3 separate regions of the Homo sapiens genome follow, and all the other regions are linked to region 2. Evidence: chromatin loops called from intact Hi-C (ENCODE). Cell type or tissue: Calu3. All regions are shown on one strand. Links, peaks and the distances in the headings refer to the core of each region. The heading gives the core; the rest is flanking DNA. Region 1 overlaps TMEM212-AS1 (TMEM212 antisense RNA 1). Region 2 overlaps LOC105374218 (a long non-coding RNA gene). Region 3 overlaps TMEM212-AS1 (TMEM212 antisense RNA 1).

What was found. Hi-C counts contacts between places; a loop is a spot of excess contacts. Peaks named below come from ENCODE experiments on the same cell type or tissue, not always from the same donor. Only the 100,000 strongest peaks of a DNase experiment are listed, where the experiment ranks them.
Region 1: it touches region 2 in a loop (4-fold over the local background); 1 of 110 quality-filtered maps calls a loop at or near these places.
Region 3: a loop joins it to region 2, with 2.9 times the contacts of the local background. A loop is called at or near these places in 1 of 110 quality-filtered maps.

What each region holds. Positions count from the first base shown.
Region 1 is chr3:171,869,785-171,877,830 of GRCh38, reverse strand. It overlaps TMEM212-AS1 (TMEM212 antisense RNA 1), which reads left to right. Exons shown (of 3, transcript NR_046852.1): 3 at 1,435-1,479. Among named protein-coding and RNA genes, the nearest start is that of TMEM212-AS1, 27 kb to the left of the region's middle. In Calu3, for the core only: no CTCF peak of the experiment used is centred there; DNase peaks (open chromatin) are centred at 1,780, 3,370 and 3,500.
Region 2 is chr3:171,931,770-171,939,815 of GRCh38, reverse strand. It overlaps LOC105374218 (a long non-coding RNA gene), which reads right to left. Exons shown (of 4, transcript XR_924719.2): 4 at 1,173-1,778. It overlaps LOC105374217 (a long non-coding RNA gene), which reads right to left and starts at 927. Exons shown (of 4, transcript XR_924718.4): 1 at 1-927. RefSeq lists a silencer at 1,203-1,497. In Calu3, for the core only: no CTCF peak of the experiment used is centred there; DNase peaks (open chromatin) are centred at 3,125, 3,445 and 4,195.
Region 3 is chr3:171,880,103-171,888,148 of GRCh38, reverse strand. The region is part of intron 2 of TMEM212-AS1 (TMEM212 antisense RNA 1); the gene reads left to right. Among named protein-coding and RNA genes, the nearest start is that of TMEM212-AS1, 17 kb to the left of the region's middle. In Calu3, for the core only: no CTCF peak of the experiment used is centred there; a DNase peak (open chromatin) is centred at 4,108.

The sequences.
Region 1 (8,046 bases), core at 1,157-6,156, 62 kb after region 2:
CTTCGGCCTCTCAAAGTGCTGGGATTACAGGCATGAGCCACTGCACCTGGCATGCATATTCTTAATTTTTAATAAATTAATGAACTAAGTGAAATTAGAATTATTTTATATTCTATTGCAACCTAAGAAAAAAATGAATGAATTAATAAATTAGGGTCACTTTAAAGTAAAAATAAAATATATAAAATATTTTGGTCACTTGAGTATTTCAAGGCAGAATTGATAACATAAATTTTTTCGTTTTTCTAAATCAGTTTTATCATTGTAACATATCAATTATGAATACCTTTCTTCACCTACCAATTCTGACAACCTTTTCTATTGAAAATATCTATTTTTTTAATGCTATGATTTAAAAAAATCATCATAAAGACTCTATCCTCATAGGTAAATTATATCTTCTAGGATGTCGAATGAGCAATGCAAGTCTTATTTTTAAGAAATAGATTTATAGAATAGAAAAACAATGCAGTCTTTGCAGGAGCTTCTACAAACAGGAGATGTGAGAAGTGTTCAAAACAAAGACCGGGTCATCTTTAAAAATATAGGAAGTTTTGATCTTTCTCCTTGCCTAGAGCAAGGTGAAAGGGTAGATTCTTAAACTAAGTCTGATCTGTATATTTAAGTTAAACAACACTTTCAACATGTATGGGCAAGCAGAAGCATTATTCAAATGGTAAAAAATACAGGCTCCAGATTTTGTAACTATACGAATATATCATGCAAAATAAATACCTTTTTCTCCCTCCTAGGTTTAACTATAGGAAAAAGAATCCTTAAAAAGGAATGATTCAATGGTGTAAGAATGCAAATTTGGCAAAGTAATAAAACGCTAGTAATTCTGGACATTTTACATTCTTGCCTATAACTGAAAGTTCTGTACTTCTTTCTAGGGTTGGTATGCTTCCCAGCCTTATAACCACTGATACTTTTGACAGATCTTGGAAAGAGTGACTCATTTATGAAGACGCACAACATTTAAGAAAACAACCACAGGATAATGAGGGAAAGGTGTGACGACTAGGCTTGTGTTTTGACTAATCTTGGGGAAATATATAAGCCTTTCAGATATTCGCTAATTTCTCCAGGAAAGAGCATATTTGTCACTGCAAGTCCCATCCAATTACTGTGAAATGATTTATAGAAGCACTCTTGATTCGTGAGGGCTGACACCTAGCCACTCAACTGCCATAGAGAGCTTAAATCTGTTTGGCAAACCTAGGACAATATCTAGAAACATTGCTTAGATATATAAATCTATCAAGGATACTAGGAATTTACATTTCTGAAGTCATAACTTTGATTTTTTTTTTTTTGCAATAGAAACTTCTCACCCCTGCTTGCTCTCGTTCACTGAAGTAAAAGTGTCTTAGTAGTTTGTTTTGAAATGGAAAAAAAGTATTAAGGAGTTGTTCTCTTCTATCATGTTTGCAGTTATTGCTTGATGGATTCTGCTAACTCCCAGGAGAATCCAAGTGGGAGGACAAGTAGAAGAAAAAAGAGTCCAAAGGCTGGAGCCCTCAGTTTGTTGTTTATGGAACATTCCTGCAGTCCCCAGAAGGGGCATGGTAAGTGGACTAGACACCCAGTTTCGGGCATTACTCATCGGGCACCCAGACACTGGAACAGAGGTATGTAGCAGAAGCCCAGTTATCTAAACCCAGTCATAAAGGCAGAGATGGAGAAGCAAGAGTGGTTTGATGTGGAGTCTCAGTGTGTTGACTTAAGCCCTTAAACTCTTCTGGCTTCGATTCAGGTCTCTAAACTGGTTTTTAAGAGCTGGAGCAGGTCCGTCTGCATGTGGAGTCCAGGTCAAGGTCTACCATATGGGAGGCCAGTAGTGTCACTACAATTGTACAATTTGCACAAAAGCACCTGGCCAGGCTGAAACCTAGCCCAGGGCTCCTGTTCTCCAAACCACGTGTTTCACACAGCCTGTGTTGTCTCATCAACACCACCTTTTTGTAAATCTGAAAAGATTCCCTATGTGCCTGGGGTGACCTGCCAGGAGGCTCATTTGTCCCAGGACTCACAATTAGGCAGCTCCCTAAATTTATACTTCTGGAGATACCCCCAAGATATGTTATTCCTACAGTCAGAGAGATACTTAAGATTGAAAGCACGAAACTGGTTCATCGTTCACTTAAACCTATGCCCTATTGTAAGACAACCTATCACTTGTGGTGTAACATTTGTGTGAATCAGAAAAAGGCAGATACAGCCCTGCACCAGGTTTGGCAATTGTGAACCAGATTTTAATCCCCGCTCTTCCCCTTGGTCGACCTGCACAGTCATACCAGGTAGCTCTGCCTAGATGTCACTTTAAAAAATAAATCTGGAAACTATTTTGTAAATTGCAAGCTTATATTACACATATTTTTTGTTGTAGAGTGTTAATTGCTTTAATAATGAAAAATCACACAGTTTTTATAACTAAGTTTTAGCATATCTTCATTTAAAAATATACCAGGACTATTAAAAAAAATGGAAGTGGGCTTGGTCTCTCGCTCTCTCTTTCTCTCTCGCTTCACCTTTGAGAAGGCCCAGCCAAGGAAGAGCAGGGAAGGAGGCTGGAGCTGGAGGCTTGCAGGCTTGACACCTTCCACTCCAAATATTGGAGATAACTGAGGCTGCCTGTCATCTCTAATAATTTTTCCTCCAGGAAATGTCATTGCTTCATTGCATTGCAAGAAAATGATGTCATAGTATAGGGCCCTGATCCGTTTCCTGACTTTTAACCTGAGTCTCATAACCTTTTTCAACTGTACTGAACCCAGAGAAAATGAAACACATCGAAATGCGAAGACCAGCACATCTCATAAAGGCCTTTGAGGCCCCAGGGTGGGGTTAACTTATGCGTATATATTAATGATCAAAATACAGTCTTGTTTGGGTGTCACATCCTGGTTATGGCATGGACCCAGTACCTAGGAAATGGAAAGGAAATAGGCTTCAGGATGTGTCTGTAATTTCTTGGCAGAAACCCTTCCTCTTCCTATATTGGGTTTAATTAGTAGTGACAATGTTAAATTTAATTAGGATGTCTTGCTTGTGTTTTCTTCTGTTGGTGGTTTTTGTTGTTAAACTCCCTGTGAAAATCAAGAATGGTCCCTGAACTGATATTTGAAATCTTACATGCTGCATTTGTGTCTCCACATCTTAGGACTGGTTACAAGCCCAGCCCAAATGACATTATGGAGCTATTTCCTGGAATGTCAAGGGCTGAAATTGCCCTGTCAAGAATGAGTCTGTTCTTTCAGGGATTTCAGAAAGCAAGGGCTCAAATTGCATTCTTGCTCTGTTATTATAAGTTTTTCCTGGCAGGAAACCACTGGGTCTCAGAAAATTTGCATATATCCAATGAGAGTGATCTACTGTTCTATGGAGGTTTTCAAGATTGCATGACAACACCGTGGAAGAATCTCATATGGGAAAAGGGGATTTTTTTCCCCCTTTCCCTAAGCCCCATTTTAAATAGTTTCCTTCCCGCAAGCTGATGTGTCCACATTCAAAGAGTTATAAGTAACCCAGCCCATTTTCCTGCCTTGGCCTCTGCCACTGGTTCTATAATATCAACAGCCACACAAAACTGGAAGCAGGTTGTTTAAAGTAAAGATGCTTATTCCTTCCAGTCTGTGAAACAGACTTTTGTGGCATATGAAGGCAAGAAATAACCTTTTAGTTCTCCCAGGCAAGGGCACAGCAAAATGACTCTTCATTTCTTGTTAACTGTAAGGGCAAGAAATACCCCCACATATTTCATGATATCTGAATATAATTTTTAATGTTATACCTGGGATTTCGGTTAACCTAAAAGACATGGTACTGGACTACTTCACTTGGTACCATAAAAGTTTTGTATCTGTTTGTACTCCTCAGAATTGTGTACAAAAATATTAAAGTAATTCAGATAATATACTGACACATTTGAAGTCCCTACTTGTGTAATCACCAGACCCAGGACTAGATATTTTATTGCTCCATTAAAGTGACAAATAAACATGTGTTGACTGAAGAGCCAGGGGCTGGGAGGCACTTACAGGACTTCCAGACACCAATCACAGGACTTCCTTTTATGTCACAGGAATCCAGTGAAGAATGACTCAAGTAACTGCATCATGCTCACATTATTTGAGCATTCGTACCCATTATTGGGTGTTCTGGTTATTTATTTGCTTATATTTGCTTTCTTATTTATATCCCACTCTGTTCTGAAGAAATTTAAGGTGACCACTGGGCATTTTATCAAGAATTGGAGCTCAGGCTGCTAAGGCATCAATTGTAGGACCAGCTGTGTGCCTTTGAACATGTCACTTAGCCTCTCTGAATATCGGATTTTTCATCTGTAAAATGAAGGTATTTAACAGTTTCATGTCTAGAGTGTTATATGTAAACTTTTTTCTCAACTTGTTAATTATCAAACGCATGGACTCTATGTAGACTGTTACTCAAAGGCATCCAATAAATGCGTTGCATGACTCTATAACACTACACGCCGATTTTGAGTGCTCACAGTATGTTGGATTTTCTGCTCTGTGCTTTACCTATGGGGTATCATTGAATTCTGTCAGCACGCCTGTGAATTAGCTGCCCCCATCAGCTCCATCTGACCAGGAGAAAACTGAGGGGTTGCCCTAAGATCACAGAGGGCCAGGATCTGGGTTTCTGGGCCAGGGGTTCCTCATTCCAAAGCCCCACCCACTTTCTACTATAGGACATCTGTGCATCCCAGACTTTAGTGTGCATCATTGTCATCTGGAGTTCAACTTCCTAAACCAGATTGATGAGACCCAAGCCCACACTTTCCAGTTCATGCAAGTTCCCAGGTGATGCCGATGCTGCTGGTCTGGGGACCACAATCTGAGAACCACTGCATTATGCTATAAAGAACTACAGTTGCAGGACCAAGACATAAAGAATGTAAGAAGCAGATCTCTAACCAAATGAAGAAAGAACCTGGACATTTCGAGCTACTTAATAGCTGAATGGGTTGCCTCTTGGGAATGGCTGAACTGTAAGGGGCATATAGACCTTGGGACATTTGATGAGAAGTTGGCCTAACGGACCTTGAAGGTGCCTTCTAACTATTAAACTGTCATGAGTGCCAAAGACAAGAGACAGAGAGTCTAGGAGGGAGGGTCACACTCCCTATGCAGAAGGCCCTTCTCATTACGGCACAATTCAGTGTTTTAACTGTGCTTTGAAGATTTTGAGTCACTTTGGTAATGGCAATGAAGAAAAGCTGAGAAAAACGTTTCCTCAATTTAGGTAATACGGAATTACAGTTTAATGAAACACCACACAAGGAACAAGAGAAACTTCAAGACAACATTCATTCACTGTAAATTTATATTTCGAATTTTAAAATTTCTATAACGATAATAATATAATTTCAATTTTTATGTCATAATATATAAATCAGAAAAAAGTTAATTTTAAAAGGCTAACATGTAAAACTATTTAAATTTTTATTTTATAAGGACATAGAGGGAAAGAGTTTAAAGATCAAAATTATTTTGTAAATATTTCAAAATAAAGATCACATATAAGGCAAATTTAGGAGGAACACTGCTCCAAATTTACTGTCCATTCTTTTGACCCCAGGAAGAAAAAAAGAGACGTGTTTATTTCTATAGTTTATCAAAGAAAAGAAAGTGTCTCTTCTGACATTTAATTTAGCCTTTTTTTTAATGTCATAGGAACCCAGGGAAGGATGACTCAGACAACTGCATCATGGTCCTACTTAAGGATTTAAGAGGAATCAACAGAGAACAAAATTGGTGGTAGTGGTGACAGGGGGTGGCAGAAAGATATAAAAAAGAAATACATGTGTAATGAAATAATCTGGCATAATCATAAAACAGGAAAAGCCATCACTTTCGTGGATGCGCCTGTCTAAGGAAGCGGGAAAGCTCTCTGTTGAATACTCTTGTTGGTCATTTGCTGTTAGTTTTGTCTGGTTTGGATTGGGTTGGAGGTTTTCAAAAATTAACAGAAGGTTAAAGGGCACTATGCAAATTCTTTGATAGGGAGCCAAGAATTTAAATTTCATTAGGAGTGAGGGGGAGGAATATTTCTTGAGCACCTATCAATTGTATGCCCTGTGTCGGACTCTTATGAGAAATTATATCCTTTTCATTCTTGCAACGTGTGAGGTAGGGGTTATCTCCATTTTATAAATGGGGAACCTTAGGCTCAGAGAGGTTTGCTATCAGTTTGCTCAAGGCTAGTCAGATGATTAGTAACAGAAGAGATAATTAAACCTCAAACTGTCTGACTTCAGAAGTGCCACCGCACACCAGGTTCTCCATGTCTCATAAATAATGGTGAAAACAATTCTTCTCCGACAAACCACTGCTCTTTGGCATGGAAATGCAAATCCACTTTTTCTCTCTACCCTTTCTTGGAGAATTCTTAGATTCCATGGTACATTCCCTATGACATGTAAGTTGATTTTAGATTTGAAATACTCCTGCTGTAAGTTTAGGTAAGATTTAAGCTATGGCTAGGAAGACATAAAATGAAATGTAGTATTGCAATCTGCTACTCTTTTGACCCCCACACTCCCCGTCCGACCTTTCCTAGTCTCTTTTTTATTTTACACTGCACTTACCCTCTTCTAATATACTGTTTAATTTTTTATGTTTATTATTTATTCTGTGTTCTTCTGCTTGAAAATAGACTCCACATTTTTTGTCTGTTTTCTTCATAGATGCATATCAAGTTTCTAGAAAAGGGATCAGCAAACTTTTCTGTAATGGGCCACACGATGAATATTTTAGGTATTGTGAGCTATGCAACTTCTGTTGCAACTATTCACCTCTACCATTGTGGTGTTAAAGCAGCCATAGACAATATATAAACAAGTGATCATGGCTATGTTCTAATACAAGTTTATTTACAGGCACTGACATTTGAGTATGATATAATTTTCATGTGTCATAAAATTTTTAGTTTTTTCCCAATTATTTAAAAATATACAAACTATTTTTAGCTTGCAGGTCATATAAAAACAGGTGGATGGCAAGTTGGGGCCCTTGGGCTATAGTTAGTTTGCAAACCTCTGGTCTAGAAAATCATACCTGGTACCTATTACTAGTATGTGATCAGAAAATAGAATTTATTGAAGTTATTCCAATAATAAACATTATATCCCATTATCTACCTGAATCAGAGACTAGCTCACCATCCCAAGAAACAATAGGTAGCTCAGGCAGCACTCCAATGCATCCCTCATGTCTATGGGAATGGCTGCTGCTGCAGGGCAGGACTGAATTTACTAAGACACAAATTGTTTGACTAGACGAGACCTCTGAGAGTATCTGAATGGCACTTCTCAACTGCTGGTGGCCACACCCCTGGGAGACAGAGAAGACCTTTTACAAAAAAAGTTATTGCATCGTTAAAAGCTTTAGAATGTCTATTTTAATTTCAATTTAAACGTTAACAATAAATCAATTTGCTTTTGAAGAATCCTTTGGGGCCGGGTGCGGTGGCTCACACCTGTAATCCCAGCACTTTGGGAGGCTGAGGCAGACAGGTCATGAGGTCAGGAGTTCAAGACCAGCCTGACCAACACGGTGAAACCCCGTCTCTACTAAAAATACAAAAAATTAGCTGGGCATGGTGGCAGATGCCTGTAATCCCAGCTACTCAGGAGGTTGAGGCAGGAGAATCGCTTGAACCCGGGAGGTGGAGCTTGCAGTGAGCCGAGATCGCGCCACTGGACTCCAGCCTGGGCGACAGAGCCAGACACAATCTCAAAAAAAAAAAAAAAATTCTTTGGGAATATCAGGTGGGTGTTGGTTTATTTCTCATTTGAACATTGTTTTATACTACAACTGTTTTAAACTATCATCCATTTTTAATTGTCTTCTTTTCCTAATTCATATAATCATCATGGTATTTGTTTGTTTGTTTTGCAATGGAGTCTTACTCTCTGGCCCAGGCTGGAGTGCAGTGCTGTGATCTCGGCTCACTGTAACCTCTGCCTCCCGGTTCAAGTGATTCTCCTGCCTCAGCTTCCCGAATAGCTGGGAATGCAGG
Region 2 (8,046 bases), core at 1,117-6,116:
TGGGCTCACCTGGGATTCCTTAGAGCTACATCACCGTGACTGGAATTTCACGCTGTCAAAGGGGCTTCTCCCATTTGTTGGGCAAAACTACTTCTTGTATGGAGGCTCCAGGATATCACCTTATCAGTTAGAAATAGGGTTGCATCTGGGGTTTGAGAAGGTGTCAATTACTCTGCATATTTTAAATGCCCTCTCTTGCAATCTATACAATTAAAATACTTTATGCTCTTAAATCTTTCTTGAGATGAGGCCCAGTGCTTCAACCAGAAACCTCAGAGGAAACATTTATTACATTATTCTAAAGAAACACTCATAATTAATTAAATCTGTAACCTTGAATATTCAATTCCTACTAACATAATTTTAACGATCTCTTCAAAACAATTTATTTTCGTTATCAAGCTTGGTGACCATCTCCTGTGCCTCTTGCCAGGCTCACACTGGCTCGTGCAGAAGGAATTTTTCAGTATGATCCCTGATCTGAGGGGTAAAACATTGAATTGCCTTCAATTTATAGTCAAAGAGAAAAGTTGCTGTCTGCTAGAAGGGTCCATGGGTGCTGCATAAAAAGAGAACAGGAGAGAGAGAGCTTAGCAGTTAGAGGTGAATTGGAGACGCATTCCCTTTGTCACTCGTGTGTAATTCAGACTTGGGGTTGAGTCTTGCACATGTAAGTGTGCTTGCATGTGCACACACACCCCAGGGAATCTCAGGCTAGTGAGTCCGACTGGAAATGATTCATACATATAAGATCAATACATGTTTCAGCTAACAAGCCTCCCAACCTCAGGTTTCTGCAGTGTGCCAGGCAGGAACACCTATAATATCATGCCAGAGATAGCAGTGGAACATTTCAAAGAGCATCTAGGACTATTAAGAAAATCTCAATCCAGGCCGAGTGCCATGGTTCAAGCCTGTAATCCCGGCACTTTGGGAGGCCGAGGTGGGCGGATCACCTGAGGTCAGGCATTCGAGACCACCCTGGCCAACATGGTGAAACCCTGTCTCTACTAAAAATACAAAAATTAGCCAACTGTGGTGATTGCGCCTGTAATCCCAGCCTAATCAGGTGGTTGAGGCAGGAGAATCACTTGAACCCGGGAGGTGGAGGTTGCAGTGAGCTGAGATCGTGCCACTGCACTCCAGCCTGGGCGACAGAGTGGGACTCCAACTAAAACAAAAACAAAAAACAAAAAACAAAAACAAAACTCAATCCAAGTAGAGGATGTCTTTAGCACCTTTCATATCACTTTAATCTCCTCTTCTTGTCTTGTCTGCTGGGGCTTCTTCCTCTCTCCTGGGTTACCTCCTCTGGCCTACACTGAACTGACTCCCTTCCCAGGCCTGCCACCTTCTGATATGTCTCACAATCTTAAGAGACCACTCTCTTTTTCTCGACCTCCTGCTCCTTCCCTTTACTCCATTTTTACCTCTGACTAAACTTCTGTTGTAGTTCTTCTTTGCAAGCAACAGTATAACAACTTGCAATTTACAAAAATATAGATAATTACTTTGACCCCAAACAACCCATCAGGATGATATAATTATTCCTATTTTAACATAAAGACAAAATATAAGGCTCAGAGATTCAGTGTCTTGTTCAAGCTGCAGGGTGAGTGACAAACTCCTGTCTTTCTGTTCCCCACCTGGGTCTTCTACCATCAACCATGCAGGCTGCATAACTACCTGGGCCGTGGTCTCTTCTCAGCACCAGTCCACCAGGCTTCCCAGGGCAGGCTAGAGGCTCCAAAAAGGTGAGAGAAAGTGTCTTTCTTGGACTTCATTTTTTTTTAAGTACGAAAAAAGAAAGAAAAGAAAAAGCAAACAGTAAATTTGCAAATGAGGTAATTTTCTTGATGTTATATCCCTTTATTTTCTCATCATGTGACAGCCTTACCCTACTAGAGATACTCTAGTATCTCCTTAATAATTTTAACTTGACCATGTTTATTAAAGAAGGTATCACGTGGGCCCAAACTGGGTCCCCACTTTGAGAGAAACTCCACCTTGGATGAGTTAATAAGCCTGAGAGCGAAGGAGTGTGTACTTGTGGGTGCAGGTGCCTGGGAGGGAGATTGGAGGGGGATGGGGAAGGAATCCTGGAATCTCTTCCAAGTCTGAGTTCCATGGAGAGAGAGAGGGCTGGATGTAACCCTGAAGGTGTCTTTTTTTCAAACAACTTCCTGAGACTCATGACACAAGCAGTGCTGGTTCAGGGCCCTCCCTGATGGCGAGGTGTAAGGGAGAGATGTGGAGATGGGAAAGAGCCAGGTTTCTGACAGAGGGAGGCTTGAAGGAAACACAGCTCATTTGTGCCTTTGAGGGAAGTGGCAGGAAGGGACATGAAAGCTGCTCTCACCCAGGGGAACAGAAGCCATGGTTCTGAATTCTGGAGGCCTCAGAGGAAAAGGATTGTCAGGAGACTATGTGAGACATCCCAGACTCCCATAAAAATAATGCAGGCACCTTTGAGGTGGGGAAAAGACCTAGGTCTTGCACTTATGCAAGAAGGAGTTTGTGAAATATGACCATCAATGGTAACATGACTTCCATTACTGAGATTAGCAGGTCCTTGGGAGGCTGATAGCTAAATATTGAAAAATCTCAACATAAATACTGGCTAATCCTCCAGTCTTTTTTTCTTTTTTGAGATGGAGTCTCATTCTGTCGCCCAGGCTGAAGTGCAATCTCGGCTCACTGCAACCTCTGCCCCCCGGGTGCAAGCGACTCTTCTGCCTCAGACTCCCGAGTACCTGGGATTACAGGTGCCTGCTAATCCCACGCCCGGCTAATTTTTGTATTTTTAGTAGAGATGGGGTTTCACCATCTTGGCCAGGCTGGTCTTGAACTCCTGACCTCAAGTGATCCACCCACCTCGGCCTCCCAAATCTTCCAGTCTTTCATAAACAATATAACAATTCAACTTTCAAATAACTGTTTTTGAAGAAAAGTATGTATTTGATCTTATAGCATTTACAGGCAAAGATTCCTTGAGAAGACTGCCCATTGGGTGACACCAGCTTCCTCAGTATCCACTGGGCAAGATGCTTAGTGGTGTACGGAGATGAGTCAGCCTCCCCAGGCTGCCTTCCCCTGCCTACGCCTAATAACCTCTGACAAACTCCCTTGTGAAACTGAGGCACTTAGGCAGGAAGTGGGAATTGGCCCATCCCTTAGAGAGTTGAGACAAAGCTGAAAATGAAGGCAAAGTGCATTTTCTATGAGAGTATTTCCTCATTCTTTTTCTCCATGGTGAGTATACATCCAGCCTGAAGACTTAGCTGTGTGAAAGTGCAGAAGCCCTGGGCTCAGGCAACTCTGAATTGAATTCCTATTCTGTACTGTATGAGACCAGGGACAATGGATGGGTAGACAAATGGCACTAACTGTGAAGGACAGGGCCACATTCCAGTTAGGAACTCTGTACTCAGACTGCCCAGGTGTGATTCCCTGCTCTACTACTATTGGGTGACCTGGGGTAAAGTATGCAACCTTGCTGAGCCTCAGCTTTCTCGTCTGTAAAACTCGAAAAGTGGTACTACCTCATAAGGTTGGTATGAGGATGAAATGAGAAAAAAACATACAAGACCCATAACTTCTGGCACGTTTCATGCACTCGATAAACATTACCTATTAACTGTGGCTGCTTTTAATGCACTTGCATTTATTTATACCTGAGCTGACATTATTTTTTTAAGGTTCGTTTATTGTCTTTTAGTTAGGAGTTGCTTTTCTCTTTGAGGAAGTGTTCTTATCTCTTACTGATCCAAGACCCGTAACCCTCTTTCCAAACTCATCTTTAGATTAGGGGTATTCGCTTTCTACTTTTTGTTTGAGTGCTTCCATTGCAATACTATCCTCAGTGCATTCTAATTGTCTTTTTGTTTGTCTCCTTCAGTAAATCACAGAATGTTTGAGGGCCAGGGTTCTTTCCCCCAGAGCCCAGCACATATTTGGGCTTTGCCAAATGCTTTTAGATAAGTGTAGATGTGGACAGATATCCTTATCTAAAAGAGATTTTGATCAGAAAGAGGAGAAAAGCTTTTGAAATCCTACCCTACCATATATATCAGAATATAAGTGCCCTGGGCTAGAGCTGACAAGTGGCCCAAAACACAAGAGACCATGTTTTCTGCCTCGAACAGCAGTGGTTGACCTGCAAGGCTATCTTCCTGGAGCATGTGGCGATCAGGGTGATCTGGGAAGTGCACCCCTAGCCTCAGTATGGCCTCCAGAAAACATAGCTGCGGCCCTGGGGAGTGCCTATGGAAAATGGAGAACTTGGCTGAGGAACGGCAGCTGCCTGAAGAATTGAACCTGACTCCTCCCTCTGCTATTGATTTTCCCTCCAGATAATCTCCCCAGTCCATACCCTCCATTCTGATCCCATAACCTTGGCTTTAGTTCAATTTCTTATCAATTCTTGCCTGAATTACTGACTTGACTCACAGGTCTCTTCCATTCCATTCTCCACAGTGCTTCTGGGGTGAGCATTCTACAACAGATTTGTCCTCACTCCCTGTTCCCTTCCCAACCTGCCCCCAACACCTGCCATTGTTCAAGGTCTATCTGTTGCCCTTTGAATAAAGTCTGAATTCCCTAACAGGGCTCACTAATCCCTTCAGGGTGGGTCTCTGCTATCTGCCCATTTCTCATTCTTCTTCCCCCATTCTCATTCATCTTCCCCCAGTTCCCTACCTGTGAAGTTCCTAAAATGGCTCCTCTTCTAAGTCCATGTTTTTGTATCCTCTAGAATATTCCTTGTCCCCTCCCTTGTTTGTTAGATACAATGAAGTACCTAGATCTGTGCTGCCCAGATATTTCTGCTACCACAGCAATAATCATATTAGATTGTAATGCACTAATTACTGCATTCATTCATCCAACTTCCATCATTTTTTCATTCAAAGCCTTCATGGTTGCTTCCTGCATGCTTTTCTTGATGCTAGGTACACATATATGTAAGCAAGCCAGACAAAATGTCCTGCCATCATGCAGTTTGCATTCTAGTGGGAGGAGACAAATAATAAACACATGAACAATGTATATTCCAATAAAAATGTGATTCAAAAGTCTGAAATCGGAAATGTTCACAAAATTCAAGGTCTTGAATATCTGTGGCTTGCCCATCCCTGAAGTTCCATGACAGGGAAATCTGAAATCTGAAACTTTCTGAGCACTGGCATGACACTCAAGGGAAGTGCTCATTGAAGCTCATTTTGGCTTTTGGATTCGGGGGATGCTTAACTGGTATAGTGCAAATATTCCAAGATCTGACAAAATCTGAAATCCTAGACCTTTCTGGTCCCCAGCATTCTGAATAAGGGATATGCAACCTGTACACATTTTTGAAGGACAAAAAGAGGTTGAAGTGAAATGTTGTTTAGAGAGTGCCACGAGCATATGGGTAGGTGGGAATCAAGGAAGGCCCCTCCGAAGGAGATGATATTTGAGTGGAGTTGAAAAACGCAACGAGAGGAAAGCTACTCACAGAGCAGTGGATGATGTGTTTGGGTAAATCTCCAGGGAAGGGCTCAGCTTGGTGTGCTGGAGGAAGGAAAGAGGCCACTCTCTTTGAAGCACATCATGAGCCCCCACTAGTTATAAGCTCTCCCAAACCCCGGAAAGTATCTCATGCCTTACCACATTTCCAGGGTCTAGCCAAGTGCCCAGAAAATAATAGGCATTAGTAAGTATTTGAATGAGTTGTTATAATCTTAAAGTTATATTTTCCTTGGTATTTAACCATAATAGCTTACAAAGGGCTTATATTTTTGAGAGTTTATATCCTAGGGATTTCTATCCTAGGATAACTTTAATAAAATATTCTTGTCACCATTCCAAGGGGCTTGTTCATGGTTTGTTCTCTGGGCTCTGCTCCACTCTCTGTTGGCTGCCATTTTGGAGAAGATTGCTACCTGGTCCACTGCTGCAAGCCTACCACAGTAGGGAATAAAGTCATGCTGGGCTTAAAATGTACTTTAGTAATGTGGCTAGTTACTGGTTGTTATCAATATAAATATATGAGTACCAACACAGAGAACAAACCAAACTAGAAAACCCCCTGGAAATGGTAAAGGAAGCTGTTGGTTAACAAATGCCTACACAAACAAAAGAAACATTGTGAAGTATGTGGATTTAAGAAAAATAGCACTGTTCTCTCTTAACCACAGCGTTTTTCAGTTGTCTTCTATTAATCAAATTCCCCATAGTCTTTCCATACTAAGATATTCACACTGCATCATCACTTAAAGATTGACAGGATCCTGCAGCCTCACAAGGTCTTGAATATCTGTGGCTTGCCCATCCCTAAAGTTCCATGGTAGCCAATGCTTTTATTTCCTGAATGGGCTCTCCTTCTGAAGCAAAACTTTTCTAGAAGGAAACAACTTTTACTTCAAATGGTGTGATTGTTATTTTTACAAATTCTCTCCAACTGAGCATCTTTCTGGAACAGTTTTCAAACTTGTTCCTCAGTAATAACTTTTTCTTTCTTTTTTTTTTTTTTGAGACAGAGTTTCTCTCTTGTTGCCCAGGCTGGAGTGCAACGGCACAATCTTGGCTCACTGCAACTTCTGCCTCCCAAGTTCAAGCGATTCTCCTGCCTCAGCCTCCCGAGTAGCTGGGATTACAGGCATGCATCACCATGCCCGGCTAAGTTTTTATATTTTTAGTAGAGACGGGGTTTCTCCATGTTGGTCAGGCTGATCTCGAACTCCCCACCTCAGGTGATCCACCTGCCTCGGCCTCTCAAAGTGCTGGGATTACGGGCGAGAACCACCACACCCGGCAATAATAACTTTTTCTCCTTGATGCTTAATGAGAACTTCTCCTGAATTACTCTCATATAAAAGAGATCTATGGTGCTATCAATTGCCTTAGCTGATTCCACTTAACCTCTTGAGCCTGCTGATGATTGAATCAGTGGCTTAATAATGTGTTATTTTTAAAAGAACAGATTTATATTTACTTACAGCAAACACATTAAAGTAATCTTGATTCAATGCAAAGCTTATTAAACATTCCTTTGTTTGGAGAATTTGGTCTCTTTGGACAATATGAGTTCAACAGAAGCTCCAGTTTGAGTCTAAGTAGACAGAACCTACCAGAAAACAACTTGGAGATGGGCTGAGAGGTGTTGTGGGAGAGACCTCACTGTAAGGGAAAAAAAGAGTCGGCAATAAGAAACTTTAGACTTTGGAGGGGAGGGACAGTTCCGAGTTTAGCATGTGGCTGTTAAATCACTTAGATTTAACTCCAAGCCCAAATCCCACTGGAATGATCTTTGATACCACAGAGAGAGAGAGAAAGCTCAGGGCTATCAGAAAGAAAAACCAAGAGCAGCTTCATTTGCCGTGCTGAAGCAGAACTGGCTGGCTGTACAATGGCAAGAGAGGAACGAAGCATTCTCGCCCACTTCCCAGTACAACATCTTGCAACTTTTAGCTCTTGACATAAATGGCTTTGTTGCCTCTGCTATCACGGAGACAGTGGGACCCACAGATACGGCAGCCTGCAGTGGCGGTCCAGTGGATAATGACACAACAGGAGTAGCACAAGCAGAGGGAGAGCGCTTCATGAGCACATACCACACCTCTCCAAGGCCAACTCGACCTACATGAGGGGCACAGGCAACTGAGGTCCTGCAGATGCAGGCGGGGTGAGTGAGGGCCCATAGAATTTGGGTTTGGATCATTAATGTGACTCCATTAGTACCCTCACGGAATAAACACAATCCTGAATTTTGTGCTGGGGCAAAAGGAAGGAATGCCTAAAGTGAAATTAAAGGACAACATGATTTTGTGTTGGTTTCTTTTTTTCACTCAAAATTGGATAGTTAGATGAAAATACTTTTAGACTATAATCTGGCCATGAGTAATGCATGCTTTTATGTTTTGACTGAATAAAAAGCAAATCGAGGATGTCAACTAGTATCTCCAACTGGTGTCTCCTAGTATCTTCCTTGTAGAGCAAACTAATTACAGAATTTATAGTTGCAAGCACATTTTACCGAGTTTTTCTGGTTTCATATTTTCTACTTCCTAA
Region 3 (8,046 bases), core at 1,818-6,817, 52 kb after region 2:
ACACTTATACACTGTTGGTGGTAATGTAAATTAGTTCAACCATTGTGGAAAGCAGTGTGGTGATTCCTCAAAGAGCTGAAAACAGAACTACCATTCGATCCAGCAATCCCAATACTGGGTATATACTCAGAGGAATAGAAATCATTCTACCATAAGAACAAATGCAACAAATGTTCATTGCAGCACTATTCACAATAGCAAAGACATGGAATCAACCTAAATGCCCATCAGTGACAGACTGGATAAAGGCAATGTGGTACATATACACTGTGGAATACTATACAGCCGTAACAAAGAAAGAGTTCATGTCTTTTGTGGGAACATAGATGGATCTGGAGGCTCTTTTCCTAGACAAACTAACCTAGGAACAGAAAACCAAATACCTCATGTTCTCATTTATGAGTGGTAGCTAAATCATGAGAACTTATGAACACAAAGAAGGAAACAACAGACACTGGTGTCTACTTGAGGGTGGAGGGTGGGAGAAGGGAGAGGATCAGAAAAGATAACTATTGCAAACTGGGCTTAATACCTGGGTCATGAAATAATCTGTACAACAAACCCCTGTGACACGAGTTTACCTATGTAATAAACCTTCACATGTACCCCCGAACCTAAAATAAAAGTTAAAAAAAAATAGTGTCTGTTTTGTTCTTCTATTACTAACTCCATTCCGTTATGTAAATACGTACTCACACACTACCCTCATTTCAATAAATATGTTCAGATAGTGATAAAGAAGACAAAGTTGAGAGTATGTAAGAATAGTACCAATAAAGTTTTAAAATTAATCTTTTTAGTGAGTATGCATAAATTAGTCCCTCCTTATCCATACGGGATATATTCCAAGACCCCAGTGGGTGCCTGAAACTGCAGATGGTACCAAACTCTATATAGGCTATGTTTTTTCATGCATACATATCTATGATAAAGTTTCATTTGTAAATTAGGCACAGTAAGAGATTAACAACAATAACTAATCATAAAATATAATAATTGTAACAATATACTGTAATAAAAGTTATGTGAACCTGATCCCTTGTTTGTTCTGTGCCTCAGAATTTCATACTGTACTGTACTATGGGTAACTGAAACCATGGAAAGCAAAACCAGAGGTGGGGGGGGCACTTCTTTATGCATAAAAATGCATAAATCCTAGGTGTAAAGATCAATTAATTTTCACAAATTGAACAAACCAATGTAATAAATACACAGATTAAGATATCAAACTTTTTCAGTACGCCAGTCATTATAGCTCCGAAAGTAACAGACATTTCCAAATTACAAATTATTGGGGCTATTTCTCAGAAGTAGGACAGACCTCCACCCACATTTTGATTCCAGTATCAAGAATGATGACACCGCACACATTCCAAGAAGGTATGAGAAGGTTTATTGCATAGTGAGACTTTCTGGGGAGAATATGGTAGGCCTCCCACACTGGTCTGAAAATGGCTTGGAGAAAGTAAGAAAGTGAGATTGGCCTAAGGTGGTTGGGGTGGGGTCAGGGTGAGTGTTCCTTCATGGAGAAAGGTGTTTGCAGGGTTTCAACCACTCTCTGTTATCAAAGAAGGGAGCGCCAAGATTTGTTAATCAATTTGGTCAGATGTGTGGCAGAAGGGAAGAAGGAAGGGCATGGTTTTAAAAATATCCGCAGTCCAACTTCAAGACATGGAGTCAGACTTTTTAATCTTTATTAATTTATTTAATTTTAATTTTATTTCTTTTTATTTTGAGACAGGGTCTCCCTCTGTCTCCCAGGCCAGAGTGCAGTGACATGATCATGGTTCACTACAGCCTCAACCTCCTGGGCTGAAGTGATCCTCCTGCCTCAGCCTACCAAATACCTGGGACCACAGGCACATGCCACCACGCATGGCTAATTTTTGTATTTTTTTGTACAGACAGAGTTTTGCCATATTGCCCAGGCTGGTCTCAGACTCTTGGGTTAAAGCAATCTGCTCACCTCAACCTCCCAAAACGTTGTCATTACAGGCATAAACCACTGTGCCCAGACAGACTTTTTATTACACAAACACAACCAATGTTCATTTCTTGCTCATGCTACATGTCCATGATGGTTTGGGTAGGGTCTCTGGTCCATATCCTCTTTACTCTAGATTGTCAGAGAAACTATTCTCTGGAGTATTGCTGACTTTCTAGCAGAGAAAAATGAAAAAATAGCCTGTTTCATGCAAGATCTTAAAGCTTCTGCCCAGAAGTGATGCGTGTCAATTGCACTTATATTTGTTCACCAAAGCAAGCCACATAACTCTGCTGGATACAACAAGGGAAGAAGCGTGCAATCCACCATGTGTTTAGAAGGAGGAGCACCATTGTGTAAAGATTATCCTAACACAAAAATATAAAACTAAAATATAAAATAGAAGGAGGAGCACCAGAAAAAACGATGAACAACGCTGTTGTCTACCCCAGGTGGATGTTAAAGGTTGAGTAGGGCATTGACAGGTGAAGAAAATAACACTGTTGAAATGGAAGGATTAACATGAGTAAAGATGTGAAGGGTGCCTGGTATGGCCCAACCAGAGTGCCTAAAATGGACTCATGGAAATGAGCTTAGAAAGCCTTGAACATTAAGTATTTTGCATTTATAACATGTGATGGCAGAAATAATTTTTAGAATATTAAAAAGTGTTTTTAGTAAGGTGATTTAGATATAGTAAATAAGAAATTGGAATTCTATTATAATAGAGGAGAGCGAATGAAGGTCTAAACTAGACAGTTGCGGTGGGGATGAAAAAGTGGAGGCTGCACCTATGGAGGTCCAATTGGATATGAGATGAGAATAAACTGATAATTATTCCATCTTCTTCTTCCTTGGTTGACTGGAAGAATGATGGTGGCATGTCATAGGGCACAAAGAGCCACCCAGGGGAAATTAATGTTTGCTTCTGAAAATGCTGAGTTTAAGGTGATGGAAGTACAAGGAATAGACACTCAAAAACTGCTGTGTAACACCTAAGAACAGAAACAAAACTGGACTCATAGATGCTAAAATCAACATCCAATAGGTGACTTTTGAAGCCATGGAATTGGATGAGGTTGCCCAATGAGGGAGACTACAAAGTTAGAAGGAAAAAAAGCTGGCCGGGTGCGGTGGCTCATGCCAGTAATCCCAGCACTTTGGGAGGCCGAGGTGGGTGGATTACCTGAGGTTGGGGGTTCAAGACCATCCTGACCAACATGGAGAAATCCTGTCTCTACTAAAAATACAAAAAATTAGCCTGATATGGTGGTGCATGCCTGTAATTTCAACTCTCGAGAGGCTGAGGTAGGAGAATCGCTTGAACCTGAGAGGCAGAAGTTGCAGTGAGCCGACATCGCACCATTGCACTCCAGCCTGGGCAACAAGAACAAAACTCCGTCTCAAAAAAAAAAAAAAAAAGAGAAAAAAGCTGAAGATGGAACTTTGGTGAACACTTACATCTGGGGACCATGCTGATCATATAAAAGCTAGTAAAGAAAACAAAGAAGAATCTGTCTGAGACAGGAAAAGAGCACAAGCTTCAGGAGGAGAGATTCAAGAAAAAAAAAAAAAAAAGGAGTGGTTCACAGTGGCAAATTCTGCCAAGGGGACACATAGGAGGAACACCAAAAAGATGACAGTGGAATGCCTGTGAGAGGTGACAAGTGATCTTTGCGAAAACCATTTTATAGAGAAGTGAAATTAGAAGGCAGGAAGGTTACAGCAAGAGAGGGGAATAAGTAAATATAGATTATACTTTTGGTAAATTTGGGATTGAAAAGGCAAGCTATGTATGGGAAAATAGCTTAAGAGAAAGGCAGAGTTTCTGGAAAGTTGAGCTATGTAACTTGGCATGCCATCTTGCACACTTTCTTTAGAGCAAGTGTTTTCATTAAAATAAATTATGCTAGAATCTAACTACAATTCTTGGTAGGTTCTGAAACACATCATTAGTACCTAAGAGAATTCCACAGGGGTGGGTGTGAGGCTCAAGATGGACGAAACAGAATCAGCCCCAGAATTGTTTCCGATCCAGAATGCGGCTGGGTTTGGAAGCTGCCCAAATGTAAGATGAGACCTGCCAGTGGTCCTCTTACCTTACATTCATTGAATCAGCCTGAGAAAGGGGCCGACACAGAGGAAAAGAGCCCAGTGAGACAGTCTGGAGAGAAAAGCATACGTCCCTGCCTCTAGCTGGGCTTGAAGCAAGACCTGAGTGTGCAATTTTCCGTTATGAGACCCAATCAACCCCCTCTATTAAAATTAGTTGGAGTTTAGTATCCTGTTATTTGCAACTAAGAGTCCTAATACATAACATCACTTAAAGCCATGTACACATCCTTCTATATCACAGGTGGGATTTTAAAGAACTAACATTTGTTGAAATCTGTGAAGTCGCGACGGTGAGAAGGAAATTCAGAATAGAATTGAACATTTGTCTTTCCTTTAATTATTAATGGTTTCACTATGTGAATAGGAAAAATGTTGCAATAAGCTAAACATTAACTTTTGAATCATCAGTGTACACAGTTTTCATTGGGATACAGTTATGGAGATATTTAGTTGTTGTTTTCCTCAGCCTTTAAAAAAATAATGACATTGCCACAAACAAAAGGATCATATCTTTGATCTTTTTAAAGGAAAAAATTTCCATCTTTATGATATAATTGCAAGGTCCCAAGATCTAAAAGGATCTTTACCCATACAGGCTGCATGGGCTGGTCTTCCTTATTTGTTTTTGGATTAGTTCCCAATTGACATCAAACACAGCAGCAAGACCCTTTTCTCTTTTGTGTTACAAGCAGCATCAATTTGTGAATTGTAAATACCCAAACTCTCTCCTGAAGATTAGCTTAACTAAATTGTCCTGGGGCAAGAGATGAGGAATTCATCCTCTACTTGCATGATTAAAAAAAAATTAACTTTCAAAAGGAGCAGGAAGAAGCTTGTCCACAATAAATCACTAGCAAGCAAGTGTTCTGAAGGGGAAAAGGTTGATATTAATAGAGGCAGCATTTTTCTTTCAGTAGAAAAGTTCTTTCAGTGAATTTGGAACTGACAGCCTTCAAAACTTAGGAAGTTAAGGATTAGAATGGCACAAATTTAAGAAGAAATATTACTGTGTTTTATATACTTGAAGATGTTTCTTCCTCTAATTGGGAGGTAGTTACATTCAAATGTCCAAATTACCTACAGTGTTTGTAAACTCCACATATCTAAGGCCACAGTTCACTTTTTGTGTATATGTAAAGGAGTTTGACTGATCCATTTAATTATCAATGAGAATAAAAGTATCAATGGGGATACAAATGTGGCTTGATAAAGAGATGGTCTTTAGACTTGGCATATAATTATATAGAAAATTTCTTAGTGCATTATCATACATTAGAGAGAAAAAGGCAATGGCCCGGGGGTCAGAAGACTGGTTGCTTTACTGCTACCAAATTAGAAACTTGGATAAATTAGCTAATCTCTCAGGATCTCAATTTCCTCATCTGTTACAGGTTATTGGGGAGGATTCTATTGAGACTTTTTGCTGATATTTTAGCTACTATTGCTATGTAACAAATTATCCCAAATTTATTGGCATAAAACAACATTTTATCATACAAATGAGTTCTATGGGTCTGATATTCAGGCAGGGCTCAGCTGGGCAATTTTTTTGCTTCTTGGGGCAATTGTTGAGGTCATCTCAGCTGGCAGATGAGATAGTCCAAAGAGTTCAAGACAACTTCACTCACCTTTCTTGGCAGAACTGAGCTCAGTCTGTCAACTGAAGTGCCTGTACATGGCTTCTCTAGCATCATGGTCTCTCTGACTTGCAGGTTTTAGGGTGGTCATACCTGTTACATTGCAGCCGGCTTCTCCCACAGCAAGCACCCCAAAAGAACCACGTGGTTCCAACATAGCAGCCTTAGAAGTCACACACCATTTTTGCTGCTCTCTGATCATTGCAAGTTTGCTCAGATTTAAGGGCAAAGAATATCAATTCGAACTTTCGACGAGAACAACATCAAGGAATTTTACATCCACATTTTAAAACCACCACACCTACTTATAAGGCTCCAGATATGATCTCTTATCATCATTCTCCAACACACTGTGTCCTCTCCTATATTTCATTCGTTCATTCATTCATTTATCAAATATTTTACTTCATACGGGCATAGCGGGTAGCCTGTCAAAAAATTGACTGGCAAAGCAGAAACATAATCTCTGCTCTCACATAGTTTATGGTCCAATGCAGGACACATATATTAATCAAACACAGGCAAATATACAATTATAAAATCTACTACAAGCCACAAAGGAAAAGTACAGGGATCCCTGGGTACACAGCAGAGAGATCTGGCTCAATTGAGGTAAAGGGGAGGCTTCCCTGTGGAAGGAATGTCCACTTTGAAATATAAAGAATGGATTGGAGCTGGGTAGGTGAAGAGTATCAATATTGCCCCTAAATCTTGGTCTCCTAATTTAGAAGAACCCATTGTTTCCACTCGACTTGTTTTTTAGCAGTCATTGATTTCAGAAGGTATTGATATTTGATACTGAATATGTAGCCTCTGATTTGTTCTGGCCTTCTTGGACCTCTACTAGCTCCCTACTGCTAGCTGAATAAAATCAGTAGGTTTAGTAAGGCACTGGAAGCCCTTCATGTGCCAGCTGCGTCCTAACTTCATGGCCTCATTTCCTCCATCCATTTTGGATTCCACGCTCCAGCTACACCAGCCTGCTTGCTATTCCCAGGGCATGCATTAATTTTCATGCCTCTGCGCTTTTATTCTCACTGACCTCTCTTTCTGAGATGTGTTTCCTCTTTGTCTCCACCATTAAAATGCTATAATCTTTGCAGGTCTTGATCAAGTGCCACTCCATTGTGAAGGCTTTCCTGATCCCAGGGCATAATTACTCTAACCTCAGAGTGTTCTCTATAGCTCTTTACTGATACATCTTTTCAATTCTGCTTTGCTGTCTGTTTCTTCACTCCTACTGCATTTAAAATCCTTGAAGACAGGAACTGTGTATTAAGTAGGCCTTGGTCCTGCAAAGTGCCTATCACAGTGTTTTCCACACAGTAAGCGCTCAATACTTGTTTGGAGATTGAAGGAATGAATGAATCATGTATACTTGGCCCTCCCTATCCAGGGGTTCCGCTTTCATGGATTCAATCAACGACAGATCAAAATATTTTTTAAAGCAAATAAAAAAATACAACGATTAAAAATGACAGAAATAATATAGTATAACAATTATTTACATTGCATTTACATTGCATTAAGTATTGTAAGTAACCTAGAGATGATTTAAAGTACAAAGGAGGATGTACCTAGGTTATACGCAAATACTACTTTTATATAAAGAACCTGAGCATCTTCAGATTTTGGTATATGTGGGGTCCCAATCCTGCCCCCTTACTGAGGCACAGCTGTATATCATTTTGAAGATTACAGGGCCATCAAGTGCAGGGCCATTTGCTACTTTTTGTATACTCAGCACTTAATGTCGTGGGTGGTGTCCAATATTAATATTCACTGTAAATAAGCTTGTAGCATTTCATATGTGCATATTTTAAATGCCACTGAACCTACTAGGTATTTTTTACACAATTCTGGTTACATTTTTATGCACTTCCACTAAATCAATAAACTCTTTGGGGCAGGAATTGTGCCTTCTCTGTATTTGCGCCTTTATTCTCCCAGATATTTGTTTTACATATAAATTACTGAGGTAAAATAAAAATATTTGATGGTTCTTAGATTCGAAAGTTACTCAGATACTCTCACATTTATTAGATACATATCACTGTGCTAAGCAATATGGGAATATGGGTTCATATATGCATACATAGCAGAATTGTGTAAACATAGTTTGTTATGGATTTGGATATGCTCTGAAGGAAGGGATATATTTTGGGAAGTAATAACCACATCCAGCTATCCAGCAAGTCTTTGACATAACTCAGTAATACTTAAGTAGGACTCAATCTTGTCCTTTAGAATTGCCATTATACAAGTGTTTTCACTGTCTTTATTTGCATATTGTTTTTTATTGTATTTGAA